Regions from separate parts of the Homo sapiens genome. Here region 1 is linked to region 2. A link is a contact called in ENCODE Hi-C data. All regions are on one chromosome and are shown on one strand. Each heading gives the region's core, a stretch centred on a gene start or an enhancer-like site at or near the end of the contact. The rest is flanking DNA. Distances are from core to core; before and after follow the strand shown. Region 1 holds the start of SLC19A2 (solute carrier family 19 member 2). Region 2 holds the start of NUF2 (NUF2 component of NDC80 kinetochore complex).

Region 1 (6,863 bases), core at 4,346-6,845, 6.2 Mb before region 2:
TTGCATGACCAAAGACTATTTAGAATTTGCTGCTAACTCTCTAGGTTATTTTGGTAAGCTGATTTACATTTCTTGGTCTCAATTTCAATGTTTTTTTCTAAAATTAACAGTTTATGATTATAATTATTTTTTATTGAATTCCATCATTTCTAGAACAAAGTTCAAATTGGGCTAACCAGAATGTTTCCAATTTTAGCATATCATATGTCCCTTAACTCCTCTGTAACTTAGTGTCTTCCTCAGAAAAGTAATGCAATGGACAGACCAATCTTAATGCTTCTTTTTGCTCTAAAATTCTACATGTCACACAATAGGTATGAATCAATGCTCCTTTCTAGCCTGCACTAGTCCATAGATTAAAAACGTCTGATTTGTACATCCAATTGGAATTGTGTTAAAGTTACAGATTAACTTTAGGAAAAGGACATTTTTATGATGCTTCTTTTCTCATCCAAAGACACAGTATGTCTGACCATTTTTTCAGACCTTGTTTTAATGTCTACAATAATATTTTACCATCTAGCAAAGATACTACAAAAGTCAATAAAAAGTATATTTGAAAAATAAATGTTTTCGAATAGGAAAAATAAATGATTAAAAAATATAAAAAGCTCTTTAGAATAAATTAATGAGAGGGATAAGCCACCAAAAGAAAAAATGGGCAAATAATATGGATAGGCTATTTGCAGAAGGATAAATCCAAGTAGCTGACAAACATATGGAAAAAAGTGCTCAAACTCATTCATAAAGATTTTCAAATTGAAGATACAATGAGGTACCTTTTTTTTTTTTTTTTTTTTTTTGAGACGGAGTCCAGTCTCAGGCTGGAGTGCAGTCGCGTCGATCTCTGCTCACTGCAACCTCTGCCTCCCGGGTTCAAGTGATTCTCCTGCCTCAGGCTCCCGAGTAGATGGGACTACAGGCGTGCGCCACCACACCCAGCTAATTTTTGTATTTTTGGTAGAGACAGGGTTTCACCATGTTGGCCAGGATGGTCTTGATCTCTTGACCTCATGATCCGCCCACCTTGGCCTCCCAGAATGCTGGGATTACAGGCATGAGCCACCTCACCCAGCCACAATGAGGTATCTTTATACCATGGTTTCTTATCTTTCTCACTAGTGGCAGTCTGGGATGGACAACTCTGTTGTGGGTGACGCCTCGAGTATATTGCAGGATATTTAACAGAATCCCTGGTTCTGCCCACAGAAGCTAGTAGCACCACCCGCCCCGCCCCCCCGTCCCCCCGCCATTTTGACAATCAAAAATGTCTCCAAACATTGCCAAATGTCCCCTGTGGGACAAAATCATTACCGATTGAGAACCACTGATTTATACCTATTAGATAAGCAAAAATTGTAAAGTTTGATTATAACTGTAATCAAGGATGCAGTGCAGAAAGAATGTTTTCATATATTGCTAGTAAAAATGTAAGTTATTAATGTAAAACAATTGAGCAATATCTATTAAAATTAAAAACACATATACTCTTTAAACCAGAAATACTACTCCTCAGAATAAATCCTTTTAAACTGAAATTTAAAATACATAAACATATATTGTACAAGGATGTTAACTGCAGCATTGTTGGCAGTGGCCAAAAACTAGAAACAGAATGAATAACCATAAGTAGGGGGTGAATAGCACACCCATGCAATAGGATATTATGTAGGCATTAGAAAGAATTAGAGGTATACCTTAACACATGGAATGTTCTTCATGAGTTATTCCTTAGAGAGAAAACCAAGAGCCAAAGTGTATAACATAGTTGTATAATACTGTGTAATCTTACTTTTTGCAAAACACATCCCTTCATGCTTTTTTATATTACTATATAAAAAGTCTCTCAATATTCTATTTACCCCTACTGAATGGAAGAAAATATATTTGCAAATCATATCTGACAAAGGTCTAGTACCTAGAATTTATAAAGAACTCTTCTAACTCAACAACAAAAAGACAAACAACTGAATCAAAGAGGGGCAAAGGACTTGAATAGGCATTTCTCCAAAGAAGTTATATGATTGGCCAACAAATACATGAGAAGATGCTCAACATCAGTCATTAGAGAAGTACATCAAAACCACAATGAGATACCACTTCACACCCACCAGGATGGCTACTATAAAAAGGAAAATAAGTGTTGGCAAGGATGTGGACAAATTGGAACCTTTGTACATTACTTATGAGAATGTGAAATCATGCAGCCTGTGGAAAACAGTTTGGCAGTTTCTTAGATAAACACAGAATTACCAAATGACACAACAATTCTACTCCTAGGTATATACCCCAAAGAAATAAAAATAAATATTCAAATACACACTTGCATACAAATGTTCATAGCAGCACTATTCACAATAGACAAAAGTAAAAATAATCCAAATGTTATCAATTGATGGATAAACAAAATGTTGTATATACACATATTACTTAGCCATAAAAAGGAACGAAGTACTGATACATGCTACAATGTGGATGAATCTTTAAAACATTAAACTAAGTGAAAGAAGCTAGACACAAAAGGTCACAAATTGTATGTAACCTCCAGAATAGACAAATCCATAGGCAGAAAGCATATTAGTGTTTGCCAGGGACTAAGGGGAGGAGGGAACAGGGAGTGACTGCTTAATGGGTATCAGTTTCCTGTAGGGTGGTGAAAATGTCTTGGAATTAGACAGAAGTGATGGTTTCACAATATTATGAATGTAGTAATGCCACTGGGTTGTACACTTAATTAATGGTTAATTTTATGTTATGTGAATATTGCCTCGATTTAAAAAATATATTCTATTTACCTTTGTGTTAGATTCCTATTGCTGCACAACAAATGAACAAAAATTTAGCGGCTTTAAAATATTACCACATCAGCTTAGCTCACAGTTCTGTAGATCCAGGTGGGCTTGAGTGGATTCTCTGCTTACGGTTTCGCAGACCAAAATTAAGATGGTGACCCGGCTGGGCTCTTCTCGGAAGAATCCCACTTCCAAGCTCATTTAGGTTTTTAGCAGAATTCAGTTCCTTATGATTCTGGGACTGATATCCTGATTCTCTGCTGGCTGTCAGCCAGGAGCCAGTTTCAGTTGCTATAGGATGCCCACATTTCTTGGTATGTAGCCCCCTCCAACAGCAGCACGTCAAATTCTTCTCATCCTTCAAATCTCTCTGACTTCCTCTTCTGCTCTTAGCAGACGGAAAATCTCTGCTTTTAAAGGGCTGTTGTGATTAGATTGGGCCCACCTGGAAAATCTCACATCTGTCATAAAACGTAACATAATAACAGGAGTATTGCCTCATCAAATTCATAGGTTTCACCTCACACTCAAATGGGTGGGGGTTATACAAGGGCAAGCGTCACTGGGGATCATTCTTAGAATTCTGCCTATCGCAATGACCTCTTAGACAAAAATAATAAGAAAACATCTACCCAATTCAAGGACAATTACTGTTTATACCCAACCTCATTGCCTATGTGATTTATACCAAGGAAAAGTTACAGAAGCAGTGATTTACAGATTAACGTGGTTCAGGTACCCAAGCCTCAGGGAAGGGATGGAAAGCTGTTTTTGTTATTGTTGTTTTGTTTTTTGAGACGAGTACTCGCGAGTCTCGCTCTCCGCTCACTGCAACCTCCGCCTCCTGGGTTCAAGTGGCTCTCCTGCCTCTGCCTCCCAAGTAGCTGGGACTACAGGCGTGCATGCCACTATGCCCGGCTAATTTTTGCATTTTTAGTAGAGACGTGTTTTCGCCATGTTGGCCTGGCTGGTCTGAGACTCCTGACCTCAAGTGATCCGCCCGTCTCGGCCTCCCAAAGTGCTGGGATTACAGGAGTGAGCCACCGTGACCAGCCAGAAAGCTATTTTTAATAAGTAGGCTTCTCTTTCCGAGGCCTCTCTGGCTTGCTTTCTCTTTCTTTCTTCTCTTCTACTAAAGCACTGAATGTAAATACAAAGCGATTGTCAAGAAGACCACCTGTTTTCTCTCTGTAGTCCTGATAAGAAGGGTTGGAGTTTAGGGGACTAGACAATTGAATAATATCGATTAGCAGTCCTCAAACATTTTGGTCTTAGGACCCTTGTTAGAGGTGCCCCAAAAATCTGTTGGGTTTTGTGGGTTATACTTATTGAAAATTGCCATATGGTAATAAATTAAACCTGGAAAGTCTTACAAACACAAGAATATACAAGCACGTATTCTCTCATCCTATAAAGCGATGATGTCATCAGACATTATATAGCCTCTGGAGTGGAAAAGGAAATAAAGACTTAGCATGGTTATGAAAATAGATTTGAGCTCGTGGAACCTCTGAAAGGGTCCCAAGGACCCCCAGGGCTTCCTCGACCACACTTTGAGACTCATTGAGATATGTAAATACTGCCAGTTGTATTTCTTCACAGATTAATCAACTCACAGATTTGGGTGCATTCATTTGTGCAGTCTTAGAAACAAATCTTTCCCTTTACCAGTATCTTATTCCATCTGGTAGACTCATTTCTGCTGCTGATGCTTGAAAAAAGTGTCATTTGCTACCACAGGAGGAAAACGGTGCTAGATGGATCATAACATACAGAAAAGCAAGATAGTTCCAAAATGTTTCCAAGAGCTTCTGGCAGGATCTGTCATTCTACAAATACTGCACAGGAAAAATTGCTTTAAATGCTGCATCTTTGCAGTAGAAAGATTAGGATTGAGCCAGGCTGTGAGTCAGGCAGAAAAAGGCACACAGAGGGGGATGAAAGAAAGCACTGGAGAGTCTTGTCATGCTTTGCCCTTGAAAACTATGCCAAGACCTCTTTTGTGTTTTTAAATGAAGAAATCCATCATGTTTTGTGATTGCTGTAATGACTCAGGATCTTCCACCTTCCTTTTAACTATAAACCGTAGCGTAGTTAGGTGTTTGTTTTCTTTGTATCATGCTTGCAAAAAGTGACGAAATAAAGTTAAAACCCTTTAACTGGGACTCCATTACGGTTCTGCTGTTCAGTGACCAGCTTGTTCATTATTCTCACAATATTATCTACTTTCTTCATTTCAGTCTGTCTCTTAGATCCTGGGCTTCTGATGTCTTTCCATGGCGGATGAATACAATTTAAAACACGAAAGCTGCTGGAGGAAAGGTTTAACGTTCCCCCTCCCCAAGGTGAAATCTTTGCCTGGCCTCAGTCACTAAGTCTCTCAGGAGCGGAAACTGAATGGACATTCCGGAGACGGTGAATAAGAATGATAAACGGTGGTTGGGGAGAACAGCGCGTTTCTTCCAGCGGAGGACTAGGCCCACAGGACGCATTCCCAACAGATGAGCGGAGCCGACAGCAAGTGTGCCACGAACGCCAGCTGGCCGCCTCACTAGAGAGAGCTCCGCCGCAAGCCGCCGCTTTTGGAGTGGAGTTCCACATGTCCTCCGCGCTTGAGCCCTGGGACGTCAGAGGCCTGGCGTGCTGCCACCGCCCCAGTTCACGTCGTGTGACCCACGACCAATGGAAGAGCAGGCAAGTATTCCCGGCGTCCGCTGTGATTGGTTCCCGGAGTGGAGGCGGTGGCAGAGGGTGGGCCTTAGGACGGGTCTCCCTTAAACTGGGCGATCAGGCAGCGACCCTAGAGGCGTCTGTAGGGTAAAGCTGGGGGTTCTGTAGCCGGAGGCGGCGGCGAGTCCAGAACGTCCTGGCCTTACAGGGAGAAGGCGTCACTCGCGGTTACAAGTGCCTGACCCTCACTCCAGTTGGCGGAGGAGGAGAAGGAAGGGGCCGGGCCGGGTCCCCTCCCCTCGCGCCCCGGATGGATGTGCCCGGCCCGGTGTCTCGGCGGGCGGCGGCGGCGGCGGCCACTGTGCTCCTGCGGACCGCTCGGGTCCGTCGCGAATGCTGGTTCTTGCCGACCGCGCTGCTCTGCGCCTACGGCTTCTTCGCCAGCCTCAGGCCGTCCGAGCCCTTCCTGACCCCGTACCTGCTGGGGCCGGACAAGAACCTGACCGAGAGGGAGGTACGCGCGGCGGACGCGGGGCGCGGGAAGGGCGGGCGACCGGCCTGCGGGTGGGCAGCGGAGGAAGAGAGGACCGAGAAAAGCGCTCGAGCCATTCTCGGCAGAGATTTCTGATTTTGCCAGTTGGAGGTCGGCTTCGTGCTCTTCTTTGTGTTCATGATTTTCTGTTTTCTTCGGCTCTGTAGGACGAGTCTCCTGCGAAGGGCTCAGAACACGCGTCCAGAGGCCCCGTGCCTTGTGCGTCAGGCAGTATGCTGATCGTGTTGTAATGTGGCTTAGCGTGACTGCCCAGACTGGTCCAGCAGTTCCTGCTGGGGGCGAGGGGGCAATATTTTGACAAAGAAGTGAAAACAGCAAAGTGTACTTTGGACACGGCTTAGTAAATATTCATTGACTGAAAGTAGGCAACCACTGCTTTTCTGAAAGGATCTTCCCTCTACCTCCTTCACCTGCTTCCTGTCCATACCTTACTTTGTTTGCATTTGGCAGAATGGGTGGGCTTAATCAAGTAAGGACAGGACAGAAGTACAGAACATCTTAATTTGTCTTGATTTTTAATTGGGTGAGGTTGTGTCCAAGGATATCCTGCCCCTCTCTACCTTAAGACCAACCTCCAGGGATAAAGGCAGATGGTGAAACATAATTGACTTTTAATTATAGTGTTTCTTGTATTGCGAATTGTTGCTTCACAGATGTTAGTTTTGCTTCTCAGATACAAGGTGATGTCTTTGAAGGCCTTCTGTGATGTTCAGGGTAATTGAGAGCACGTAGTCCATCATCAAGAGTTTCTTGCTGATTGATTTTTTCCCTAGATGAGGGCTTACAAATAAAGTACTTCAGAAGCGCATAGTGTACTTTAGAAATGTGCTGACCTATTTAAGTGCATG
Region 2 (7,469 bases), core at 3,129-5,628:
ATTTTTAAATTATGCTAGGTGAGAGATTCTCTCTCAATGAAAATGACTGGTCTCCATCAAATAGGAGGCCATATCCCTTTCTTGCCACACAATAGACCTAGTAGCTTACTTTTTCCCTAAATACCATTATCCACATGCAAACGTAACCACCTTTTACCTTTGGATTTGGATAAAGATCATTCTTGGTGAGGTTTTTACCATCAGCTCCTGTTAAGATCTTATTGCGAATATGAATCACAATCTCAGCTACATTATATCTGGGGAAAGACAAAGTTTCCATCTTGGAAGTTTCCTGTTAATCTGAAGGAAGAAAAAACAATGAGAAATACCACATGATCAGTAGTTCTCATTATCTGGAAACTAATAAACATAATGACAAAATGAGCCAAAGTTGAACTATTCATAGTAGTGTTAACTATCATCAAATATCTTAGTAAGATAAATACAAGTATTTATATATGTATCCTAAAATTACTTTTATTCTAAGGTGACACAGTTATTTTCTGCTAATTTTCTAGTGTCGTTCTCTTTTGTAGGAAGAGAACAACACATTTGGGAAGGAGGACTTTGGTTGAATAGATAGATGAGAAACCACGTGCTTCTCTTTTACATTTGAGGGCCACGGAGCTTAACAAGACCAATCCTAATAATTAATTCTCAAAGCAAGGCATATAGGCAACATCATCAGCAGAAGCTATATATAAACAACAGTAATATAGGGCATAAAAAATTGTATTCAGTTTTGACATCCTATTCATTACATATATAGTGAGATGGCTAATAAGGTTGTAGATGCAAATAGAAGAGAGAAAAAAAACTGAGTAAGAATAGATGATATAATTGATAGGAAATCCTATCACCAGAGTGAGAATTTTAAGAAAACAAAAAACCATTTCTCCTAATGTCTTCACGTAGTGAGTTATTCCTACCTGTGTCCCCCTAGCGTAGTAGTTCTCTAACTTTATCACCAAGGGCACATCTGGCAATGGCTGAAGACATTTTTGATTGTCAGCACAGGAGTGTGGGTGCAACTAGAATCTAGTGGATAAAGACCAGGGATGCTGCCAAACATCTTACGATGTATAGGGTGGCCCCCAACAGCAAAGAATTATCCAGTTCAAAAGGTCAATAAATGCTGATGTTAAAAAACCCTGTACCTGTAATCTCAGCACTTTGGGAGGCCAAAGCATGTGGATCGCTTGAGCCCAGGAGTTTAAGACCAGCCTGGGCAACATGATGAAACCCTATCTCTACAAAACACATAAAAATTAGCCAGGCATGGTGGCCTATGCCTGTAGTCCCAGCCACTTGGGAGGCTGAGGTGGGAGGATCACTTGAGCCTGGGAAGCAGAAGTTGCAATGAACTGAGATCGCACCACTGCACTCCAGCCTGGGTGACAGAGACCCTGTGTCAAAAAAAAAAAAAAAAAAGAAAGAAAAGAAAAGAAACCTTGTCCTAGAGCCTTGCATTTACCCCTGTTATAATACTTGTTACAATGTACTGGAATTATGTTTAAAGAACTCTGACACCACATTGTGAGATTCCGGTAAGTAAGGATCTTTTCATTTTCTTCATATCTCTCCCTGTAACCACAAAAATAGCAGTAGTAACAGCAAGAGAGAAATGAGCAGCAATAGCAGCCACTGTTATTGCTCTCAGCCACTCCCTTAAATACCTGTTGTGTTACCTTCAGATCCCCTACTCTCCAGTGAAGCAAAATGATCTCGGAGACCCAATGTGAATATATTCAATTTTGCAAACAAATTGAAATGGGCCACAATTCTGACAATCTATTTCTTTAGGCTCCTAATTTTTTTAGAATTTTAGGGTTAAAAAGGGGAGCTTTGGCAACTTGCCTAACCTCTAATAAATGGAAGCAATTCTAAACAACCACTAACAAATAACTTCCCAATTCAACTTGAACATGTGACAACATCACAGAATTCACTCTCAATGCAACTTTTTCCCACTTTATTATGGTTCCAAATTAAATAACTCTTCCTCATAGTGTGTGGAAATATGTTTTGTGGTAATTTTACCTCCTGGTCCTATGTAGTCACTGCAACTAAATAGAATATATTAATCTCTGTTTACATGACACCATTTTCAAAAACATGAAGAAAGCTATTACACCTCTGCTAAGCCCTCCCTTCTTTAAAGTAAGTATAATTTCTTTATGTATGGCTATATGTAACTTCAAAATACTCCTTATATGACATTGTTTTAGAAACTACCATCTTATTCATCTTCCTCTAACACACACTATTTTGTAAATGTCTTCTTAAAATGTAGTGCCCAAACTGAACACGACACTCCAGATATGGTTGGTCTAGGGCACAGTATAATGGCCTCTGCTGTAGCACTTACTGATCAACTGAAACTCCAAGAACTTCATCATGACCGTCTTGCATCAAGGCGGCTTCTCCCTGTTCTTTTTTTCCCCCTTTCCCTCTCTTTTTTTTTGGTCACCATCTGCTGTGTCACTTGTGTTCTTGTTGTATAAATTGATTATTTGAAACTTAAGCAAGGATTTGTACTTTCTACTATTAAATTTCATGATTGCAAGCTTTCCTTTTAGAGCTAGGACGTTTTGTCTATTTTTTTTTCTTTGAGGCAGGGTCTCAGTTTGTCATCCAGGCTGGAGTGCAGTGTGGCACAATCACAGCTCACTGCAGCCTCGACCTCCCAGGCTCAAGCTATCCTCCTGCCTCAGCCTCTCAAGTAGCCAGGACGACAGCAGGCACACACTACCACGCCCTGTTAATTTGTGTGTGTGTGGAGATAGGGTCTCACTATGTTGCCCAGTCTGGTCTTGAACTTCTGGGCTCAAGTGATCCTCCCACCTCAACCTCCCAAAGTGCTGGGATACAAGCATAAGCCACCTTGCCAGGCCACAGAGCTGGGATCTTTTGGAATCCAGATTCTGATGCATCACATATTAGATGTTCCCTTCAGCATAAATATGCATTCTACATTTTCATCTAAGTCACAGCCTTAAAAACTGTTCATAAAAGGACTGGACCAAAGAAAGACTTCAGAAAAAGTCACTTTTCCAAAAAAGCTGCATCTGAATTAGAGAGTATTGCAATAGAAAGCGTAGGTGTAAAGTATCTTCATAATTATTATCACTTGTTCCTCTCTTCTCTAATGTTTGGCACTCTGCTATCAGATTAATCCTTATAAAAACACTTAACGCATCATATAATATTTGTATGAAAATACTTCAATTACTCACCTTACCCACCACATCAAATTCAAATTTTTCTGCTAGGCTTCTAAACCCTTTAATAATTGAATGAAATTTCTGCTCCAAGTTAGTCTCCTAACTTTCCCAAACTTCCAGTATTTCCTTTTGGAACCTCCTCCAATATCCAAATTCTATCATTCTTTCGAAGTACAATTTCAGTTACAATTTATTCATTAACGAGAGATGAAGACACTTTCCAACTACATAGTTTGAGCTCCTAGGTGGGATAAAGTATATAAATGACTTAATATATATGCAGTAATACTCTGTCTAACGAGTAGCAAAGATTAACCTATAATTACTCATCTGGTTTCTCATTTATTTGCAGCACCACGATGCTGAGCAGAGTGAGTAGGTACTAAAAGTACTCTGTTAAATTTTACACACTTCGTTTTGTTAAAATAAACTATTTGTGGACATCACAGTTCCACGAGGCAGAGATTAAACAAAAATAAACAGAAATGGCTCCCAACTTCAATGAATTAAGTAAAACGTTCCTTGAACTTTTAAAAGGAACAATGATGGCGTTATGCATGCGTAGTGCTATATATGCGCTGCTCTTTTCCTTTGAATTTTGGATTAGGTGTGATATTTTTACCTTTTCATTCATGGTTTTGGATTTGGTTAAGAAACGTTTGGCAACGGAGATGTGTAAAAAGCTGACAAGCATCTGCAGCCAAATAAACCACATTACCACCGCCTTTCCAAAAATCACACATAAATGTATGCCTAACTTGAACAATTTCAGCTCAAGCTCGTCTTCTTCGGTCTATGCTGCACCAGAAAACACCCGTTAGTTTAGTAGGAACTGAGCTCTGGTTGTTTCTGGGACTAACATCAAATAAAAAGTAACGACGGGCCCGCCCCTCACCTCCCAGGCTCTGGTTTCTTCCGCCTCCTCCCACCGCTGAGCACGACGAAAACACCGCCAGGCCCAGCGTCCCGGCACCTGCCCGCGCCTTGGGATGGAGAAGGCGTCTGTCTGCAGGCTTCCTTCCTCCGTCCTCTCGCGCTCACCTACAGTGCCGGCCGCCGACAGGAAGACGGCGAGTTCGGGGAGCAGCTACAAGCAAAGTCAAAAATCAGCAAACGTCAACCGTCATCACTTTTCAAACTTGCCGCCTCCTACTGGAAGTCCCGCCCCATTCCGCCAAGCCCACGTCCAACCGCGACGGATGCCGGTTGGGCTCAAGAGACGCCAGGCAGGTGGGACTGGAGTTGTCATGGAAGGGGCAGGGCGCAGGGCGGAACCATTGCTCGCGGAGCTGGCGTCGAGTCGGAACCTCGGACTGCAGGAAGTGGGAGCACCGCGGTTTCGGGGAAGAGACCGGGGTTGAGCGTCTAGCCCATCTCTGCGTGACTTCCGCCAGCGTTTAGAGCGTTTTCGGGGTCCGAGTTGAAGAGCAAAACCAAGTGAAGGAAACTTCACTAAGTTCAGGGTGACAAGGGAGGAAGTACAGAGGTAATTTATAGAATTCCAGAGTAATAATAACTTGTTGAACATTGATTATGTGCCGGGTTTTGTTAGATGCTTATAAGCATCATCTCATTTAGACTTCATTAAAGGGGAGAAAAGGGATAGTGGAGAGATACTATCATCCCCTCAGGTGAGGGCTCTGAATCAGAGAATGCAGTTCTCTGCGCACAGTAGTTCACAAGTAGCATAGCTGGGATATGAACACACATCCTCTGACTCTGTGCTCATAAGCACGACTTCAAGAGGTGGAAGGAACATAACAGTTCATCTGGTCAAATCCTCTCGCTTTCACCGATATGAAAACTGGACTCAGAGAGAAGTGATTTGTTAGAAGTTATACAGTAAGTGGGACTGTAAAGTAGAAACCAGGTCTCCTGATTTTAGCTTCTCCCTCTTCGATCAGTGCTTTTCACCTCTGAACTGTTCCCCAAATTTGCACATTCCTGAGTGAGTTGCATTCTTCAGATAAGGGGCCCTGAAATCTGTATTTTTTTACATGGTATTTTGTTTGTTTGTTTTGGCAAGAGTGGAAACACTGCATTTAACACAAGTTAGGAAGCCATGGCAGGCCTGGTTGTCAGGGGAGAAAGCCATTAAGTTTTATTGAGGTTTGGGACAGGAGAAGACGTAATAGGACTTGTATCTGGTCACAGAGTAGAGCATCATCTGGTGACAGTCGTGTGTTGGATGGGGAACCTGAACTGAATTATGTGAAAAAAGTGCTAGAAAGGTTGTATTGAATGTAGACACAAATTCCGCTGCTTTGTCCTGTCCTGAAGAACTAAACCTATTGATAGTGAAGTCTATACCAATTCTAAATAAAAATACATTTCATATCATTAGTTCAGGGCTTTTGTCTTTCCTTTCAATGTCTATTTACTGATGTAAGTCTCAAAGTCGGAATCTAGTAAGACCCAAAAGGACATTAAGAAAATAGATTTTAAAAAAATATTAGAGTCAGTGAGGAAAGCAGAAAAAAGAGACCTGTCTCATTGACACTTGCCAAATCAAATTGATTACTGATACATGCATAATTTCCACCAAATTATATGTCCTTAGAGGCAGGGAAGGGAACCATAGCGTAGTGACTGAGAGCACATCTCTACGGTCAAAGGGAGTTGGATTGAAATCCCTGATCACACCATTTACTACCTAGGTGGACTTAGGCGAGCTATTTAACCTAACTGAGCTCGTTTCTGCATCTTTAAAATAGGGTGACAGTTCTATCTGCTTTATACGGTATCATGAAGATTAAGTGAATTAGTTCCTGTAGAGTGCTTAATTAAGTGCCTGGCAAAATTGTGAGTACTTGAAAAGTATTAGCTGTTATTTTGACTATTATTATTTATACATGGTCCCTAGGAAAATACCTTGCAAGTGGCAAGTGCTCAACAAATGTCTAAATTGTCGTTGAGAATCTAGAAAAAAAACCAAGCGATTTATGTGAAAGCCAAGATTAGAATGGACCATGGAGAAAGAGAAAAATGAGGCAAAGGAAGAAAAGAGCAAGACAACCATTTTGTTATATCAACAATAAATATTGTTTATTTGGGGGTTAATATTACTATTGATGTGATAAATTGAGTTATATTAGAAGTAAATTATTTATTTAAAAAATGAGTGTTTATTCAAATTACCTTAATTAGAAGGTTAAATCTGACTTTTTAAAACTTTTAGTTGCCTGATACTGGTCAGTGTAAGGTAGAAGGTGGAACATCAGAATTCTCAACCTAGACATTAGTCTAAGAGTTTTGTTATCACCCATAAAAACACAGACTATTGCAGAAAACTTTAGTATTCTTTCTGATTGTAGCATCATAATTTTGTACCCTCACATGTGCTACATTTGCCCTACTATTTCATTTTCCCTGACAGCCCTCCTGCTAATACCTCCCTTCACAGCCTAGACTGCATGGTTTATCAGCATCCAAACTTCCTGTGTCTGATGCCTCTGACCCAGGTGCCTGTCAAAATCTTATCCGTGCATCTTGTCTATAAATTCTTAGCTGGAAACACTGGAGAAAATGACACAAAGTGATATATGACAGATTGTCAGTCTCCATCTTCAGCTCTTTCCCTGATTCCTGACAATCCTTTAATTTATCATCAGTAATTTCCCTGTCCTGTAACTTTCAGTGATTTCTCACAAACTTTACCCTTTCTTCATTCCTCTTCCCAACCTAAATTCCTCTCTTTAATAGAAAGTGACCAGAGTGGTCTTAAAGGTGTGTTTCAAGCACATAACACATTCGTATGCATCTGCAATTTGTTGTGTCTATTGCCTTTCTAATTTTAATTTCATGTTCCTTTTCTAGACTGCACTTTAAATTCTGGATGACAGACCTATCAGGACTGAGTGGACCTTTGAGTGACAAGATGGGGGTGTTCCAAAGAGACCATGGCAGCCTGCAGCTAGGACTTTAATGCAAGTGGTGATGCTGTGATATCTAGTGCTTTAAACAAATCTCTTTTTTTAAGTGACAGGGTTTCCAAATTGTTATTTCTACTTTAACAGATCAATAGGGACAAAAAGTTGATTCACTTGGTCTAATGTGGTAGGAATAGGTGAAATACTAAGACTGGATCCTACACTCTACTTCCCATCAGGCACCCATTCTTATGAATAGAGATTCCATAGGGGCCACACACAATCCCAGTACTTTTTTCCCAGTTAATTGAGAAAATTAAAGCCATCATACAATATATAACTTCCTCCCTCTCCACTTCTGTCAATGCCACATATA

The links. A loop is a pair of places that touch in the nucleus more often than their neighbours do. Pooled maps may share reads with other maps.
Region 1: a map of naive thymus-derived CD4-positive, alpha-beta T cell shows a loop between it and region 2 (9-fold over the local background). The contact joins the promoter of SLC19A2 here to the promoter of NUF2 in region 2. A Hi-C loop is called at or near these places in 1 of 168 maps with a recorded cell type or tissue (naive thymus-derived CD4-positive, alpha-beta T cell), 1 of 37 single-sample maps with no recorded cell type and 5 of 50 pooled maps.

Annotation. Positions count from the first base shown.
Region 1 is chr1:169,484,676-169,491,538 of GRCh38, reverse strand. SLC19A2 (solute carrier family 19 member 2) reads left to right here and starts at 5,595. Exons shown (of 6, transcript NM_006996.3): 1 at 5,595-5,976. The coding sequence starts at 5,773. RefSeq lists enhancers at 5,161-5,230, 4,538-5,458, 5,241-5,490, 5,294-5,588, 6,131-6,190 and a silencer at 5,771-5,950.
Region 2 is chr1:163,318,863-163,326,331 of GRCh38, reverse strand. It overlaps NUF2 (NUF2 component of NDC80 kinetochore complex), which reads right to left and starts at 4,378. Exons shown (of 14, transcript NM_145697.3): 1 at 4,120-4,378; 2 at 158-300. The coding sequence starts at 280. It overlaps LOC127814295 (a long non-coding RNA gene), which reads left to right and starts at 4,597. Exons shown (of 5, transcript NR_182654.1): 1 at 4,597-4,710; 2 at 7,041-7,150. It also overlaps a transcript of RGS5 not described here. RefSeq lists enhancers at 4,159-4,388, 4,429-4,638.